3 separate regions of the Homo sapiens genome follow, and all the other regions are linked to region 2. The links are chromatin contacts, found by Hi-C or POLR2A ChIA-PET in ENCODE. All regions are on one chromosome and are shown on one strand. Each heading gives the region's core, a stretch centred on a gene start or an enhancer-like site at or near the end of the contact. The rest is flanking DNA. Distances are from core to core; before and after follow the strand shown.

Region 1 (3,975 bases), core at 8-2,507, 1.8 Mb before region 2:
TGACCCTGCTTCTTCTGGGCATTTGTTTATTCATTCAGTACCTGCCAGTGCCCTACTCTGTTACAAATTCAGTAAAAATTTCCTTGGAATTCACTGAATATGCTCAAAAACAGTCAAGTAGGATGTTCTTTGCTACTGTTTGGCTTGGAGTTTCCTTGAAAGAAACTACAGAACAAATATAATTAACTCGATTGAATTCACTGGAAAGTAAAGTGATCAATAGTTGTGTTTTTGAGTTAACTGAAAAGTGACCTCAGGAATCACAGGAAAGGCCCAAAATTAGTCGTTTGAAACAGCTATTCATAGTTGGCCACAATATTAACACCTTCGGCGAAGCTGCGTGGTGCCCGGGGTGGAGTTCCCGAGTGTCAACAGCGTCCCTTGGGCGCTTGCGGTGGTCTTTGCCCGGCACTACCAGACCCCTCAGGGAGGACTTTTGGGATTAAAGGCATCTTAAAAGCCAACTGAACTGTGTGAGAGTTGTCAAGGTCACAACGGAGTCGTTTGTGTTTAAAACCCTGACAAGCAGGGTGGGAAGGGCCCCAGAGGCAGCGTTCTCACGCCGGAATGCCCGATAACAAGACCGTCCCGAGAGACTCCGCAAAAGCCACAACCTTGCACACTGGCTAGGCAACCTCACACCGAAAAATACCGGAGGACTCCCGCCAGCGGCGCCCGTCCGACCTCCGGCGGGCGGCGCCCTCTCACCCGTCCTCCTGGCCGCAAAATGACCGCAAACAGGGACGCCGCCCTCTCATCCCACCGCCACCCCGGCTGCGCTCAGCGGCCGCGCACCCCCACGTTTGCCAGCAGCTCCCAGAGGCGGTCAGCCTTTGGGTTTGACGACGGCAACTTCCCGGGCCTCGGCGAGCGCAGCCACGCACCCGGAAGCCGCCTCGGGGCGCGACGCCGAGCCAAAACCGCCCGCGGGCTCCGAGGCCACAGGCAAGTGGGGAGGGTGCCCCGTGGGGCTCGAGGGGACGCAGGCACGCCCAGCCCACGCACCGAGCACTCTCCTTTCCCGTCCCCGGCTCCCGCCAGCCGAGACACAACGCTCGCGTGATGACGTCGTGCGCCTGCCCGGCCCACTCCAGTAGTCTCCGACCCGGCCCACGGCCCGCCCCGCGCGATGACGTCAGTATCCACCCCGCCCGCTCCCGGTGACGTGCCAGCCCCAGGCCCACGCCGCTCCCGCCCCGCGTGATGACGCCACCGTCCCGGGCGGAGGCGGGCGTGCGGCGGAGCCGCGTCCCCTCAGAGGGGCGCTGGCGCGGGGCTGAGCCGCCCGGGATCAGCGCGAGCACCCAGCCCGCCTCGGCCGGGAGGGCAGCGCGGCACTGCGGGGCGATGAGCGGCGCCCGGGGCGAGGGCCCGGAGGCGGGCGCCGGCGGGGCTGGGGGCCGCGCGGCGCCTGAGAACCCCGGGGGCGTGCTGAGCGTGGAGCTGCCCGGGCTGCTGGCGCAGCTGGCGCGGAGCTTCGCGCTGCTGCTGCCCGTGTACGCGCTGGGCTACCTGGGGCTCAGCTTCAGCTGGGTTCTCCTCGCGCTCGCGCTGCTCGCCTGGTGTCGCCGCAGCCGCGGCCTCAAGGCCCTGCGCCTGTGCCGCGCGCTGGCGCTGCTGGAAGACGAGGAGCGCGTCGTGCGCCTGGGGGTGCGCGCCTGCGACCTGCCCGCCTGGGTGAGTGCAGACCCCTGCCCGTCCCGACCCCTGACCACCAGTCCCGATCTCCCCTCGTCCAGGCAGGCACTCCCCTCCCCGCGACCTGCCGCCTGGGTGAGTGCAGACCCCAGCCCTGCCCCGGCTCCCGCCTTCGTAGTCCCCCACCCACCCCGGTCCAGGCAGGCGCTTCCCTTCCGCCTGGGCGAGTGCAGACCCCAGCCCCGGCCCCCGGGCCGGTTCCTGCGACCTGCCAACCTAGGTGAGTGCAGACCCCGCCCCGCCCCCCGGCCCCGACTCCCAGCCTGCTGGCGACCTGCCCGCTAGGGCGAGTGCAGACCCCAGCCCCGCCCCGGCCTCCGGCCCACTCCCTGCGAACCTGTCCGCCTGGGGCCGCCGCCCGCTGCTCGCCGCTCCCGCCCTAGTCCTGAGTGCTCCGTGCCCTCCCTCCGTCCAAGTCGGGCGTCCCCTTCTCCGCTTCCCCGCCCGCCCAGGCTCCGGGTCCGGGGCGCGTCTGCCCTCGTGAAGCCTCCCCTCGCCGTCCCGCGCGGCTTTCTCGGAGACCCCTCTTCACAAAGCCCGCTTCCCTCCCCCGGCCTGCAGACCCCGAGCGCCAGCGGCAGGTACCGGGCTTGGCGCCCCCTCTTCGGCCGCGGCCCTGCCCGGAGCGCGCGCTTCCTCCTGGTGCCGCCCGCGGGGTCTCCTTAGGGGCCTGAGCGGCCGGTTCTGCTCTCAGAGCGCCCAGCGCGATTCTCGTGCGCATTCCCAAAGCCCTGCCGGCCTGGAAATGCTCCGGGTGGCTTCAGCTTTTCCTTCTCTCTGTTTTTTAAAAAACGTAATGACAGCTGGTGGGGGAGAAGTTAACTTTTTCTTCTACCGGGAGAAGACGCACTCGTGTCTTGGTTGTTTCTGACGCATTTCAAGGGCAGTAAGTGTCTCTCGAAAGATGTGGAGATATTAGATAATTGAAAGATTGTTTCAGTTTTTTTGCAAGTATAATTGTGAGACTGAGCATTTTTATATGGGATCGACCTGAATCCAGTGTGAATGTGTGTGTGTGTGGCAGGAAGTTTTGGAAGAGTTGCAGCAATAACAAGAGTCATGGTATTATTTTATTTTTAACCCGGCAGTTCTCTACCTCGTATATTTATGGACTATAGACACGAAGAGTTGGCTTCAAATCTTTTTCTTGTCATTCCCTAATTCTTTCTTAGCCATGACTTGGCTTCACAGTTTCACACTGCAAGAAAGGATTTTAATGATTCTTCCATTAGGCTTAATATAAACTTTGGGGTGAAGGTGACCAGCAGTGGGTTTCGGAAGGGTCATTTTCTCTTAGAGGAGAAAAGTCCCTGTTTCCAGTCATGAGACACCTGAGAAGTAAGGCATGACACAGATGGCAAACAAGAATTAGAAAGGAGGCGTGCCCAAGACAAGAAGAAGGTAGTAGATGCTACTTTGTGACGTCATATTGCAACTGGAGTAAGAATATAATGTAAGGAGCTTGGGAATGTACAGTTCTGCCGATGCGTGGTGAGCATGAGGGAGTCATATTTGGAGAACCAAGGTAACTGGCATGGTGCAGCTTTTAGCTAGCGGCGGGAAAAACCGAGGGGTGTGTAGAAAAAGGAAGTTAAGAGGAACCGAGGTGGGGAAAACTAAGAACAGAGGAGGTGCACTTTGGAAATGGAAAAGGACTTTAAAGTGACGTTTTGTGTCTATATTACACTAAGATGCATAATACTAAAAAGTAGCTAAAAACAGAGTCCATTAGCATCCATTGCTATGTTATATTGATAACATAGCAATGTTATCAGTGCTGAAATTTGCAGGAAGTGATGATGCTGACTTTCATAGATACTTGGTTATTGGCTAATATCAAATTTGCTTGTTAAAAATCTTTGTGAAACACAGATTTTCTTTTTCTTTTCTTTTTTTTTTTTTTTTGAGACAGAGCCTCTCCCTGTTGCCCAGGCTGGAGTGCAATGGCGTGATCTCGGCTCACTACAACCTCCGCCTCCAGGGTTCAAAAGATTCTCCTGCCTCAGCCTCCCGAGTAGCTGGGATTACAGGCGTGCACCATCACGCCCAGCTAATCTTTGTATTTTTAGTAGAAACAGGGTTTCACCATGTTGGCCAGGCTGGTCTCAAACTCCTGACCTTGTGTTCCGCCTGCCTTGGCCTCCCCAAGTGCAGGGATTACAGGCGTGAGCCACCGCGCCCGGCCACACAGACTGTACAGATGAAATTGCTGCCCTATTGAAGAACTGAAATTTTTTTTTTTTTTTTTGAGACGGAATCTCGCTCTGTTGCCAGGCT
Region 2 (4,443 bases), core at 1,789-4,288:
ACACCTGAAGGACCTGCACACGTGTTGTCCTGTCTGTGTTTTCAGGGAGGTGTCCTCAGCAGGTCTCAGGCAGAATAGAAACATGAGACAGGGTGTGAAGGGGTTTTGGACCATGGTTATTACAGAACAAAAAGGGGTGAAATTAATTCCTCTAGGAGTTAAAAAAAAAAGCCAGAAAACACCCACTGTGATTTTGTTGAAGGAGATGGCTGATGTCATGAGTCTAGACTACACACCCCATCACCAACTAAAATCACCCTGGCAGTGTGTATTTTTGGTTGGAGAGAGGAACAGCATCTTCTCCAAGGTCCATCCTGGGAGATTTCTTCTGCAGCCACTCCCTTCCCCCAGCTCCCTAAATCATTGACCTCAGGACCAAGCAATCTGCCCCCAGCAGATGGGGGTGATGAGAAGAGAAAGGCAAGTCAGCCTTGGTGCCAAACCCCTGGAGGAGGAGGCCAAGGCTGTGTTCTCTACCCTGGGGAGGCAGAGTCACAGCTAGGGCTTCCTGCCTGGGACAGGTGGCTAAGAATCTCTGGTCTCCTTTACAATCCTTCCCTCCCCAAAAAGAAACAGATGGGATGGGGACTCAGGGCTAGGTGTACCTGAAAGCTTTGAGGGCAGCAGGGTGGGAACAGTGTGGCCTCTGCAATCAGACCTGGTCCCACTCCCAGCTCTAAGGCCAAACTGTCTGCTGGGAACAAGGATCCCAAACTCTCTGAACTTGTACTCTAGAAAATGGAGATGATAGCCCGGGCACGGTCGCTCATGCCTGTAATCCCAGCACTTTGGGAGGCTGAAGTGGGTGGATCACCTGAGGTCGGGAGTTCGAGACCAGCCTGACCAACATGGTGAAACCCCATCTCTACTAAAAACACAAAAATTAGCCTGGCCTGGTGGCACATGCCTGTAATCTCAGCTATTGGGGAGGCTGAGGCAGAAGAATCGCTTGAACCTGGGAGATGGAGGTTGCAGTGAGCCATGATCATGGCATTGCACTCCAGCCCGGGCAACAAGAACAAAACTCCATCTCAAAAAAAAAAAAAAAAAGTGGGGGGCGCCTGGCGCGGTGGCTGACTCCTGTAATCCCAGCACTTTGGGAGGCCGAGGCGCGCGGATCAGGAGGTCAGGCGATCAAGACCATCCTCGCTAACACGGTGAAACCCCGTCTCTACCAAAAATACAAAAAAAAAAAAGAAAGAAAAGAAAATGGAGATACGGAGATGATAAAAATCTTCCTTCTAGTGTCATAGTGAAGATTACGGATGAGAATTGCAGAAAGCTCATAGCACATAGTAGGTGTTCAAGAAATGCGCGTGTTTCCCTCTCTCCAGTGAGAGGTAGAACTGCATTTGTGTCACCACAAAGACATCTAAAGGCACGACAAACTCCATGTGAATGCCTGGGATTTCTTTTTACCAGTGGTCGGCTCTGCAAAGCCAGATCACATTTACTCCAAGTTGCAGTTACTCATCCATTGCCATCCTCCTAACCTTCCAACCAGTCCTGTGCATCTGGGAACTACCCTGTGTTATAATGAAAACGATACCACTCATGGCAACAGAGTCACTGTCATCAACTCTCGCCTAGGTCAAAAGCCTTTTGAGGAGAAGTGGCAAGGTCTCTATATTTGCCTTTTTAAAAATCCCTCTTGTAGCAACCTGGCGTGCTAATTTTGAAGTTTACCTGGCACTGAGTTTCTCTTTGGCTCTCTCCCCTCTCCACAGCCCCTTCCGGTCCTTTATTCACCTCTCACCTGCATAGCAAGCCCTGGAACCTGGAACTCCCTCCCAGTTCTCACGCTTGCTGGGGAAGATAACTGGGTCTAATGGCGCTATTGACAAAGCCTGGTGTTGATGCCGCTTGACTTCCCGACCCCTGTGTGGATTCTTTCAGCTTCAAAAACGCCCTTGGAAGTGGTTTTACTGTAAATATTTGAAGTGTGCGTGTGGGGGAGGGGTGAGACCTGGATGCTCACTCCGTGCCTCGCTCACTCACGGGAAGCCCTTTCCTCTCCACTTCCCAGGAGGCCCCGGCAGCACGAGAGACATAGCCTTTCCCCGCTCCTGCCCGGGGACTGGCCGGGGGTCGCAGCGGCAGGGCTTCCGAAGGATGCCGGGCCCCACGGGTTTTTCAGGGCCGAGGTGTGTGGGCCTTGACTCCCGCAAGCCCATGGGCATCCCTCGGCAGCGAGGAAGAGCCTTGTCACCGAGGACCCGCTCCACTGAGCAGGCACGTGGGCGACGTCTGCAAGCCGACTTGGGTTCTGCAGGCCAGAGCGCCCAGATCTACCGTCTCCGCCTTGACTGGGGCAGGGGCTCCCAGAGAGGATTCGTGGAGGCCAAACTCACACTCACATGCGCGTTTACACCCCCACACCCCCGCACACACACCTGAAAATGCGGGGCCTTCCCATAGCAGATAAGGTTCGACCTGCAGAGCTTTGGCCACGGGGACAAAACCCTCCCCTGCTGCGCCCTGGAGGCCCGAGAGCAGGGAGGGCTTGGGAAACACCACGGTCTTCAGTGCGCTGCCGTCGCCTCGCAGAGCGGCCAGGTCTGCGCAGCGTGGGCGCTCAGGAGCGTGGAACCACCGCGCTCCGCAAGGCAGACGTGGACCCACTCCAGCGCCGACAAGGAGGCCGGAGAGGACGCGCGCAGCTGGCTCCAGGGACCAACCAAGTCCGGAGGGGCCCACGTGTCTCGGGAGCGGGTCTTGGGCCGCCGCGGGGCTCTCCAGGGGCCCGGGGGTTGCCAGTGCCCGCCGTCCGGCTCCGCACCCAGGGGAGGGCGGGCAGAGGCCCCAGGTTGAGCCTCGGAGTATCCACTCCCCGTTGGTGTCCCCGCCCGCCAGCGCCGCGCAACAGCCCGGGCTGCTTAGGACCTCGCGGCGCGGGGGCGGGGCGGCGGGCGGCCGGGACGGTGACAGGTGCGCCCCTCGGCCAATGGCGGAGCCCGCGGCCCTCCCCGGGCCCCCGCTGCGCGCGCCAATCGGAAGCCGCGCTGAGCTTCAAGTGCGCGGAGGGGCGCGGGTCCCCACCACGGCGGCAGCGGCCTCCGCGCGGTCGCCTGAGGGCTGCAGCGCAAAGAACCGGGCTCCCGGGCCCGGACGCGGGGAAGCACTCGCGTGGGAGTTTGTGCGAGCGCGGCCCGGGGCGGGGCCCGCACGGAGGAGGCGCCGGGACCATGGTCACCCTCGGCTGAGTTTCCGGCGGCGACTTTGATTATTGGCAAATAACCACCATAACAATACCGAGCCCCCGGGCTTGCACCGCACGCACTGACTCCGCGAGCCCGCACACGGCCGCGTCGCCCGCCACCGGGCCCTGAGCGCCAGCCCCAAACGAGCCGATGGAAAAATCCAAAAATTTCCGCATCGACGCCCTGCTGGCGGTGGACCCCCCACGAGCCGCCTCTGCGCAGAGCGCGCCGCTGGCCTTGGTCACGTCGCTCGCCGCCGCCGCATCTGGCACCGGAGGTGGCGGCGGCGGCGGCGGGGCGAGCGGCGGGACTAGCGGCAGCTGCAGCCCCGCGTCCTCGGAGCCGCCGGCTGCGCCCGCCGACCGCCTGCGCGCCGAGAGCCCGTCGCCGCCGCGCCTGCTGGCCGCGCACTGCGCGCTGCTGCCCAAGCCGGGCTTCCTGGGCGCGGGCGGCGGCGGCGGCGGCACGGGCGGCGGGCACGGGGGGCCCCACCACCACGCGCATCCGGGCGCAGCGGCCGCTGCCGCCGCCGCCGCCGCCGCCGCCGCCGCTGGGGGCCTGGCGCTGGGGCTGCACCCTGGGGGCGCGCAGGGCGGCGCGGGCCTCCCGGCGCAGGCGGCGCTCTACGGCCACCCGGTCTACGGCTACTCCGCGGCGGCGGCGGCGGCTGCGCTGGCGGGCCAGCACCCGGCGCTCTCCTACTCGTACCCGCAGGTGCAAGGCGCGCACCCCGCGCACCCCGCCGACCCCATCAAGCTGGGCGCCGGCACCTTCCAGCTGGACCAGTGGCTGCGCGCGTCCACCGCGGGCATGATCCTGCCTAAGATGCCCGACTTCAACTGTGAGTACCCTGCGGCCCCCGTGGATGCGCGTGGCGGGAGGGCCTCGCGCATCCTCCACCGGCACCGCCTGCCCCTCTCTGCGCTTGGCTCCCAGCGAGCGGGGGAAGAGCTGCGAAGCCGCCTCGGCTCTGCCCGGGGCCTGCGAGGACTCGCCCGGACCCCCAGGCATGAGACGGGCAGCGAATTATTAAAATGGCCATGCGCAGGCCTTGCCTTCTCTTCCTCTCTTAACGGGAAGGGGCAGTTGGAGGTGTGAGACTGAGATCTAATGATTAACCCGAAGGCTGCAGGAGAAGGAAGTCGCCGGGGGAAGGCGAGCCGAGAGCGCCCTGAATTAGGCAGGCCCGGGAATGGGGGTCAGGGCTTATCACCGGGGAAAGGAACTTGGGCCAGGTCCCCCA
Region 3 (4,415 bases), core at 1,916-4,415, 1.7 Mb after region 2:
TGCTCCTAGAGTGGCCCTGGAGTTGATTTTCGGGGGTTCTAGCATGTTCTGTACGAGGCACTGAGCACCTACTGTGCACACATGCACATGGGCAAGTACGGGGCGAGACAGCCCCACACAGGCTTCGCTTATTCTCCATCTGGTTCCCGCATGGTCAAGCCTCAAGCTGCGGAAAGAACACCAGACCAAGAAGAGAAAACTCAGCCTCAAATCCCAGCTTGCCCTCTGATGGGACGTGGCTCTGCATGTTTGTTTTCTCATGTGTAAAATTATAAGGATTATGTAACTGGGACACAGAGAAAGAGATCACTGTGGTCTGGAATAGTTATTCTTTATAGACACGAACTTGGAATTTGGACAGGTGGGAAGGAATGGCATTCCAAAAGAGAAGTAAAATGGCAAAGATGAAGGCAGGAATGAATGTCTGTAGGGGGGAGTGGGGTGCCGGCCCGTGGGGTTGGATGCTGGGACACAAGGGTCACTGTGTCCCAGGGCTCTTGAGAACCCTGCAATTGTTTCACCTCAGTGTAGTATGAAAGAAATATACATTTTAGGTTCAACTGAGAAACAAGAAACACAGTTTGCATCAAACATTCAGATAAAAAATGTTGTTTTCAATTTATTATACTTCATCAGGTTCTAATTTTGGAGTTCTGAAAAATGGACCCCCCAAATTAACTTTACTTCACTATAGCTTAATAAATAAATAGGTAAAAAACATACTATGAAAAATTTTACTTATGCTCTTGGCTGATGGTTTAAAAAAAAGTAGAATATGAGAGTATGAGAAATTGTCCAGATATTCCTAGAAACCCTTGAGGATCCAATTACAAATACTGAAGGCTAAACTATTTCATTTCTAAGATCAAGTTTTTGGTTAAAGGAAAGAAACTATTCTGCCAAATGTATATGAAACATGGAATTTTAAATCTAGATATAGTTCTCAAAAAATGTTCAATTAGTACAGCCACATAAAGTGTTTCGAAAAACGAAAGAGGATCCCGTCCCTCCGAGAACAAATATGAAAACATTCTACCCACTACTTAATAATTACAGACACCTGTCCTAGTTCTTCAACACGGAGCCCTCTGTTAATCTGCTACAAACCTCTCTGCTGCTTGCTGTTTTCAGTGAGTCAACTGAGGCAATGTGTTTCCACAGTGCAGGAGACACACCTACCAAGGCAGCAGGAGCAGTTACCAACGATGGCTTGGCCCCTTTCTACCTGCGCACCCTTGGATGTGACTTCACCTGTGATTCAGTTGCCACATCTATAAATGAAGCTACACATGGTATTGCTGTAAGGAATGAACACAGCAAAGCATCTGAAGCCTATGGTCAGCAGTCAGCTGACAAACGTCAGCCACAAAGCAAACAGGATGCTCCCTGCACTGCACTGGAGTCACTGACATACTGGTTTGTTTTCCCCACCAGACTCTAAGCTGCTTAAGGATAGGGGCTTGTGGTGCTCACTTTTGGATTAACATTTCAACAGCTTATAGAGTTGAGGTTGCAGAAAGCACCCGACAAGCTCGTTAAATAAACAAATGCTGTGTGACTACAGGAGCAGTAAGTGATCTGCTGAGCCAAGATCAACTCAACATTTCTATAAAAGCGGTTCAATGATAGCCAAGAAAGTCTAGTACACACACCCAGCAGTCCCCGTGTCCACAGTTCAGACTGACTCAGTGTTACGTTGTACAGCATCTATGCTACTGCTTGGGTGTACGAAAATCTAAACGCCGTAAGGGGGTTACTCTTTTCCTTAAGAACGTAATCTACAGAGCTCTAACAGTTCAGGGTGTAGGCGGTTTGGCTTCAGACCACAGTTTACTCAGCGACCCGGCAAAAGGAAGTGCTGAGAAGTTGCTCCCCTGGCAACCGCCTCCTGAACCCATGTGACGGGTTTGTTTTCAGTTATCCAGCAGGGTAGCATGTTTGCTGCCGCGACCAATGGCCTTTCAGTCCCGCTGCTCACCAGTTCCCCAGGCGGCCAATCCGGGGCGGCTGGCGCGGGATGACAGCTGGGGCTGTACCCGGACGCCAGGAGGGAAGGGCCCTCAGTCAGCTTGGCACAGCACCTGCTTGAACAGCCAATTATCTCCCTGCCTCATCTCCATCACTGTGCTTCCTCAAACTTCAGAGAGCTGTGGCCCGAACCCGCCCTCGGGGGTGCCAGGTCCTCTCTACCCCTCCTTCATTTCTCTAAATCCCAAGACTGGAGATGCACACTTTCAATCTGTGGATAGTTCCAGTTTCAAATGCATGTTTCTTATAGGCTGAAAAGTACTTTCAACCGAAAAGACACCCTTTTTACTTCCAGAAGAACCAGGAGGGGTACTCACCAGCTGCTGTCCCGCAGCAGGGAGGGACCCACCAGGCGGAGGAAAAGATGGTGGCGATCACCTCCTCGGGGAAGAGAGTGACATTCCTCTGGATCTGCAGCAGGTTGAGCACCAGGGCTAGGACCACCCCAACCGAGAAGAGCACGAGGCTCCTCTGCAACAGGCGATGATGCCAGGTGTTGGGGTAGGGGCTGCCGGGCTCGGGGCCGCTCATCGCAGCACTGCGGCCCCTGGGCGCGGGGTCAGCGTCCGGGGCACCGTGGGCCGCCAGCAGGGAGGGCCCGGACACGGAAACGTTGATCATCTCCCCAACCTTGGCCGCCAGCCCCGCGGCGCTGGCTCGCGGGGGGCCTCGGCGCCTCGCGCTGTGCGCACAGGAGCAGCTCCAGAAGTGGTCGTGCAATCTGGGCATCGGTCACACGCGTCCAAGAGGCGCTTCCTGGAAGAAGGGGGTCATCAAGTTCACTCAGAAGAGACAAAGAGCGAGGAAGGCCCCGCGGGACGCGAACCCCGGCACCCGGGCCAGGCGGCAGCGCCGCCCCCCAAGGTTAGACCCCCGTGCGCCCGCCCGGGGCCAGCGGCGGACGGGACCCGCGCTCACAGCGAGCAGCATCCCCGGCCCCAGCGGGACCCGCGTCCCAAAGACCCAACAGGGCCCGCGCCCGCCTACCTCCGGGGAGGACCGGCTGCTGCGCGACCAAAGCCCGCCCGCGACCCCTATCCCAGCCGGCCGCGTACCTGGCCGAGAGGCGCCCGCCCGCCGGCTCTCCGAACGGAGGCGGGGCGGGGGAAAGGAGGAGTCACGGCCCGGGACGGCCGCAGCGCCTGGCGGGCGCGCGGGTTTATATGGCGGGCCGCGGGGCCCGCATCACGTGAGCCTGCCCGGCCTACCCACCGCCCGCGCGCACCGCCCAGGGGCGTGGCCTGAGCTTGCCCCGCCCCGCCCGCGAGCCCGTCCGCACGCGGTCTGGTGAGGCGGCCGCAACCAATGGGAGGCCGGCGGCCCATATGACGTGCGCACACGCCACCGCCGGCCCGCGCGCACTCGGGCGGGAGCCTCGGCACGGACTGCGGGGCGCGTGGCGGCTGCGGGGCACGCGGGCCCGAGCGGGACTGGCCGGCTGCGAGTGGGCGGCCGCGGAGCTGGGGCCTGGGAGGGGACGGTCCTGCCGGGAGGAGGCGGAGGCAGGACAGGGTGGGGTTGCGGGCCCGGCGCCGCCCCTCCCGGCTCCTGGCTCCCCTCGCCTGGTGTCCCGCGCCTGGCCGGGAGGCGGCGGGTCTCGATCGCGCGGGCCTCCCTGGAGGGGCGCGGGCTCTGGCGGCGGGGAGGCCCCTGCTCAGCGCAATGGCGGGCTTGCATCCTTGGGTGATTTTTTCGGGCCCCTTGTGGCCTTTGCTCACGCCTAGAGAGCAAACCACCCGCACCACCCAGGAGCAGATAAAATCGAGACCACAGCCTCCAAGGGAGCGCGCCTCCATCCTGTTTGCCCCTCGGGTCGCCGTCTGAGGGCGGGCCCGTGCCCGCTCAGAGCCTACATCCGAGTCGTATAAAGCGCTGACAGCAGAGAAAGCTGCGGCTTTGCTCCGTGCAGATGAGCAGGGGCTGAGGGAGGACGCTGTGCTCTCAGTAGCCGCGCTTGGCCCGGGGACCCTGCAGGCTTAGAAACGTGAGTCACGCCTGCAGCGTGGCGAGGAAACGCCGTTGATGTGGCATCCTCAGCCTGGGGTTGTGGCTTTAAGCCAGAAGGTCAAAAAAAGAAGTCTTCCTGAGCTGAGACTGCCCTGAGTCGCTTTAGGGGCGAAATTCCGAGCATCCGGTTGCATTTCCTGAGGATGACACGCGTGGTGGGTGTGGACGGCCTACAGGGGTCCATCCTCAGCGGCCCCTCTGCAGGGCAGTCTCGCTCTCACTCTCCCAGCTGACTCCTCTCAAGCCTGTTAACCATTGTACACGTTCCCAAGGACTCCAAGCAGGTTGGACTTCAGGGAACATTGCAGTTTGGGTCTTGGCCATTGTTTACACTCCACCTTGCATAAGTGCTTGAGGATCACACAACCAGATACGTAGAT

The links. Hi-C counts contacts between places; a loop is a spot of excess contacts on that map. ChIA-PET counts read pairs that join two places held with the same protein, here RNA polymerase II (POLR2A). Pooled maps may share reads with other maps.
Region 1: a loop to region 2 is called in a pooled map, with 23 times the contacts of the local background. The contact joins the promoter of ESYT2 here to the promoter of MNX1 in region 2. A Hi-C loop is called at or near these places in 2 of 37 single-sample maps with no recorded cell type and 5 of 50 pooled maps.
Region 3: a map with no recorded cell type shows a loop between it and region 2 (19-fold over the local background). The contact joins the promoter of INSIG1 here to the promoter of MNX1 in region 2. A Hi-C loop is called at or near these places in 14 of 37 single-sample maps with no recorded cell type and 5 of 50 pooled maps. POLR2A ChIA-PET finds 5 or more read pairs at or near these places in 1 of 52 experiments (MCF 10A).

What each region holds. Positions count from the first base shown.
Region 1 is chr7:158,826,791-158,830,765 of GRCh38, reverse strand. ESYT2 (extended synaptotagmin 2) reads left to right here and starts at 1,257. Exons shown (of 23, transcript NM_001367773.1): 1 at 1,257-1,677. The coding sequence starts at 1,348. RefSeq lists enhancers at 294-403, 2,414-2,483 and silencers at 714-1,443, 1,534-1,633, 1,684-1,873, 1,964-2,013, 2,094-2,293.
Region 2 is chr7:157,009,258-157,013,700 of GRCh38, reverse strand. It overlaps MNX1 (motor neuron and pancreas homeobox 1), which reads left to right and starts at 3,038. Exons shown (of 3, transcript NM_005515.4): 1 at 3,038-4,041. The coding sequence starts at 3,351. MNX1-AS1 (MNX1 antisense RNA 1 (head to head)) reads right to left here and starts at 2,844. Exons shown (of 2, transcript NR_038835.1): 1 at 2,394-2,844. RefSeq lists silencers at 2,627-3,236, 3,747-3,816, 3,827-3,876.
Region 3 is chr7:155,296,628-155,301,042 of GRCh38, reverse strand. INSIG1 (insulin induced gene 1) reads right to left here and starts at 3,165. Exons shown (of 6, transcript NM_005542.6): 1 at 3,084-3,165; 2 at 2,346-2,784. The coding sequence starts at 2,757. It overlaps INSIG1-DT (INSIG1 divergent transcript), which reads left to right and starts at 2,063. Exons shown (of 2, transcript NR_183448.1): 1 at 2,063-2,892. RefSeq lists enhancers at 1,640-1,709, 4,120-4,169 and a silencer at 2,830-3,659.